Linked DNA regions of Homo sapiens: region 1 is linked to region 2. Evidence: read pairs that join two places in POLR2A ChIA-PET (ENCODE). Cell type or tissue: OCI-LY7. All regions are shown on one strand. Region 1 overlaps GRID1 (glutamate ionotropic receptor delta type subunit 1). Region 2 has its middle 50 kb from the start of GRID1.

Region 1 (2,500 bases), 62 kb after region 2:
GCATCCCTTCTGCCCTGCCTCTTCCCAGATAATTTCTAACCCATTCCATCCCTGGATGTGATTCTTTTTACACTTGGTTACCCATGGCTGTGCCTGTGGGTCTCCACCCTTTGGTTTTGTTCTGTGTTTCCCGTTGTATGAGTCAGGGGAGACTAAGTTATGCTGCAGTAACAAACAATCCAAAACTCCCAGCAGCTTTCATGACACAGTATTTCCTCCTCCTGCTGTGTGTCCATTGCCGGTCAGTGGGGAGCTTGGTCCCTCATGGTCACTTCACTTGGTTGTTGCCAGTTGCTGTGCCAGAGGGAAAGAGAGCTCTGGGGGGCTCAGCCTGGATGTGCTCACATCACTTCTGCTTATGACTCGTTGGCCACAACCAGCCATGTGGCCACAGCCAGTCACAAGGGATCCAGGAAGCACAGCCCTACTATGTGCCTGGAAGCAGAGAGAACTGGAAACAACTGGTGAGCAACAGAATTGCCTCTTTACCATTCATGGCTAAACAGCCCTCCTATTTCCTTGGCGTTTCATTAAAATAACAGCAACAAACAAAAAGCAAAAAACAGTTTTGGGTACGGGATGCTAGTTGGGCAGAATCTGTGGCTCCCATTGATACCCCACTGTGTACTCAGCGACTTGTCCCTCCTCTGCAGACCTCTGGGCAGCCCTTCCATGTGCTGGGAAGTTAGGAAGCCTGGGTCCCCAGCCTAGGCTGGGGTTGCACCTCTGCTTTTCTCCATGTCTGCCAATCTTGTGCTCTGTAAACTAGTGCCTGGACAAGCCCAGCTCTCAGGACCATTGAGCTAGTCATGAGGTAAAGATTGGGTTCTCTGCCCAGCCACCGACAGGACCAGCACCCATGACCTCCCCCTGTCCCCGTAGCTGGACTTTGGCAAGTCTGCACTTTCCACGGCTTCAGCCCTGTGGCCCTGTCCCTCATATAGACTCCCACGTCTTGCCCCTGCTGCCCCACGAAGTGGCAGCCCTCTCCTGCTAATGGCAGTGGGCTGGGGCAGAGACCACGCATCTCTCTGCCATTGCTGGCCTGTGACAGCCCCTTTCTCTGGGGTGCTGCCCTCTCTGACAGGCACTGGGCCCAGGAAGACAGCTGGGTCTGTGTCCAACAACTCAGCTAGACTCTCTGAGCCCTTCCTCCCAGCCTGTAAACAGCCAGTTTCCTGGCAGATGGCCACGGTTGAAGAAAGGAGAACCCAGAGTTCCCCTTTCTGGGCCTGAGGTGTGGGCAGAGTGGTCTGGAGGGTATGAGATGCCCCTTCCGTTTCTAGGTCCAAGCTGTAGGCAGTGTAGGTTACCAGTGGGTGAGGTGGGGGGTGTTAGCTGGGGGACTAGGGTGGTCCTGAGCCCAGGCTGCCCCTTCTCCTCCACCCAGGTGTGGGACATGTGGCCCTGATGGCCCCATCTTTCCAGTTTTCCCTCACACTCATCCCTCAACAGACCCTAGATGAGGCAGCTGGGCTCTGAGACTGCATCTCCACCTGGCCCACCCTGGTCCCCCACTGTGCTCAGCCTGGCCCTTCCCCATGCCTCCACTGGAGCATCCGTGGGGTGTCCAGGAGCTGAAGAGGCGGGAGTGTGGTGGCTGTCTCACACAGACTGGGGCTCCCACCCCTGCTCTGCTTTCTGACTCTGGGTGGGCAACCTCGGTTTCCCTGACTGTAAAATGGAATAGAGGACAGCTGAGAGGATCAGTTGAGGAAATGCACTAGAATAGCCCAGCCCAGGGTGAGCACAGGGCAGTGGCTGGGTGAAGAGGTGGAGGTCGCTGTGATCTTACTAGCCTGAGTGGTCTGTGGTGGAGACTTGTCCTCCTCTCACTTCCTGTTCTGGGCTGGGCAGTGTGAGCAGGTTCCCACAGCCTTGGCCCCACTTAGGGCGGGGGAGATGTGCAGCTTGGAGTTGAGCCCCAGCCATTCTGGGTGTCTCAAGAGAGCAGGGAAGGAGGTTAGTGTTGACGACATGGCTCATATGGAGGCTGCTCGGAGCCATCTGTATAGGCTGGGGCTCTGGGAACCTGTGGCCTGTCACGGCACGGTATTTCCATCTTACTGTGGCCTTGTCTGCTCTGAGTGCATAGAGTGGCCAGAATCCCACTGGCCTGCCCCTGCCTCCCCGGGACCTGGCCATAGGGCAGGCCTACCTTGCTCTATTTGGTGGAAAGGGGTCAGGTGGAAAGGTGTGGGTTCAGTTCCCAAATCTGATTGATTATCTGTGTGGTCTTGAACAGATCGCATTCCCTCTCTGACCCTCAGTCTCAACATCTGTGAAATGGGCCTGCCTTGGGGTTGTGGTGGTGGATCTAGAGAGGACGTATGGCCAGCAGGAGGGAGGCTGTGGTGAGCAACAGTCCACCATGGCGCCCGAGAGAGGGGTGCTTAGCGCCTTGGGGCTCATTCTCCCATTGAGGGCGTGGGTGCCGGCACATAGTATGCTCAGCAGGCATTCGTTCTTGTTGTGTCCCGGCCACCATGTTTTCCATCCT
Region 2 (2,500 bases):
TCCCCTCCGTCCTTCCCTCCTTTCTTTCTCTCTCTCTTTCTTTCTTTCTTCTTTTTCTTCTTTCTTTTTTTCTTCTTTTCTTCTTTTTTTTTTGTGGAGACAGGGTCTCACTGTGTTGCCCAGGCTGGAGTGCAGTGGTGCTATCATAGCTCACTGCAGCCTAGAACTCCTGGACTCAGGTGATTCTCCCACCTATAGGAAGTATAGGCATGCACCTGGAACTACAGGCATATGCACCACTACGCCCAGCTAATTTTTTTTTATTTTTGTAGAGACAGGGTCTCACTCTGTTGCCCAGACTGGTCTTGAATTCCTGAGCTCAAGTGATCCTCCCACCTTGGCCTCCCAAAGTGCTGGGATTACAGGTGTGAGCCACCACACCCAGCCTGGACTTCTTTTAAATGAGAATATACCTATTCATTTCCTGTGTATTAAAAATAAGTTGAAAAAGGCAGGAAAACAAATGAACAGACAAAAAGTTGGTATCACTAGCATTGTTATTTAGAAGGGGTCAGCAGAGGGTGCTGAATATTGAGTCATATCTAAATGATGACCTGCTTACGTTCAAGAGCAGCTAGAAATCCACACTTAGGTTAGTTAGAATAGTCCTGATAGCTCAGTGGAAACCTGACCTCTGTGAAGCAGATTAGTATTCTTTATTGCCAGAGGCAGTGGATATAATAACCATGTTATCTATAGCTAACAGTTCCTGTGTGGTTTACAGGTAATGTATATTTCAACAAGCATCATGCAAATGAGTTAATGCTAAAATGAGCCCACTCCTTCATTCTTTAGGAATATGAGCAAAATTAAGAATGGTTCTTGGATCTGTTTACTGAACGTCTTGATTCTCTAAAACAATCCTCAGCCAGTCACAGTGGCTCATGCCTGTAATCTCAGCACTTTGGGAGGCTGAGGCAGGAGGATCGCTTGAACTCAGGAGATCGAGACCAGCCTGGGCAACATAGCAAGACCTTGTCTCTACTAAAAATAAAATTAAAAAAAATTAGCTAGGCATGGTGGTGCTCCTGTAGTCTCAGCTACTTGAGGGGCTGTGGTGTGAGGATCTCTTGAGCCCAGGAGGTAGAGACTGCAGTGAGCCAAGATTGTGCCACTGCATTGCAGGATGGGCAACAGAGCAAGACTGTCTCAAAAATAAGTAAATACATGGCTGGGCATGGTGGCTCACACCTGTAATCCCAGCACTTTGGGAGGCTGAGGTGGGCGGATCACCTGAGGTCAGGAGTTCCAGACCAGCCTGGCCAACATGGTGAACCCCATCTCTACTAAAAATACAAAAAAGTAGATGGGCATGGTGGCACGTGCCTGTAATCCCAGCTACTCAGGAGGCTGAGGCAGGAGAATCGCTTGAACCCAGGAGGCAGAGGTTGCAATGAGCTGAGATTGTGCCACTGCACTCCAGCCTGGGTGACAGAGCAAGACTCCATTTCAAAAATAATTAAATAAATACATAAATAATAAAATGATCTTAGAAAAGAGTGGCTAATAGTGAAAACAGTCAATATCCAAATTAGTCTGTTCAGGGTATTTAAAGTGTTTAAAGACACCTGGAACAGGGGAGTAACTCAAACCGCGCAAAGATGTTGTGAGAATGTAGCCATTGTCCGCTGATTAACAATCAAGACTTAGGAAGCAGCAGGTGAGACAGTCTAAGCCCACCTGTAAAGAAGATTGGTGTGCTTTGAAAATGATCCCTTTAGCTGTCCAGTAACACTAACTGATCGCCTGATTGAAAACCTAAACTTCTCTGAGAATAGAAAACAACAGAATTTTTACTGCGGGTTTTTCTCACAACCACCCCGAGGAATTTCTGATTTGCAAAACTGGAGAGTTGAGCTCTGAAATGGGGATGTACTGAAATGAAGTTATCACTTTCCAGTGAGACTGAGCTTTTTACTTTCCTAGTCACAAGCCTTTGAATGTACTAAAAAGCCCGGGCGCGGTGGCTCACACCTGTAATCCCAGCACTTTGGGAGACTGAGGTGGGTGGATCACCCGGGAGGCAGAGGTTGGAGTTCCTGAGGTCAGGAGTTCCAGACCAGCCTAACCAATATGGTGAAACCCCATCTCTACTAAAATACAAAAATTAGCGGGCATGGTGGTGCACGCCTATAATCCCAGCTACTCAGGAGGCTGAGGCGGGAGAATCGCTTGAACCTGGGAGGCGGAGGTTGCAGTGAGCCGAGATCATGCCACTGCACTCCAGCCTGGGCAACAGAGTGAGGGCAACAGCCTGGGCAACAGAGTAGGCAACAGATATGACTCAATATTCAGCACCCTCTGCCGACCCCTTCTAAGTAACAATGCTATTGATACCAACAGAAAGAAAGTGCTTAAAAAAAAATTTAAGGTGATTTTGGGGAGGACAATTGCAATATGAAATGAAAAATCAGCACAAATCCTAAGGTATGTGGCTTTTGGGGTTTTATTTGAGGAGTTTTTTCCTGGACTCAACTGTTGAGATTGGGAGGGCATGACC

Evidence for each region. ChIA-PET counts read pairs that join two places held together with the same protein. Peaks named below come from ENCODE experiments on the same cell type or tissue, not always from the same donor. Only the 100,000 strongest peaks of a DNase experiment are listed, where the experiment ranks them.
Region 1: POLR2A ChIA-PET joins it to region 2 with 11 read pairs; 4 of 35 experiments call an interaction of 5 or more read pairs at or near these places.

Annotation. Positions count from the first base shown.
Region 1 is chr10:86,354,354-86,356,853 of GRCh38, reverse strand. The region is part of intron 2 of GRID1 (glutamate ionotropic receptor delta type subunit 1); the gene reads left to right. Among named protein-coding and RNA genes, the nearest start is that of GRID1, 11 kb to the left of the region's middle. In OCI-LY7, no CTCF peak of the experiment used is centred here; a DNase peak (open chromatin) is centred at 1,163.
Region 2 is chr10:86,416,039-86,418,538 of GRCh38, reverse strand. No RefSeq gene overlaps it. Among named protein-coding and RNA genes, the nearest start is that of GRID1, 50 kb to the right of the region's middle. In OCI-LY7, no CTCF peak of the experiment used is centred here; no DNase peak of the experiment used is centred here; H3K27ac peaks cover 1,943 bases.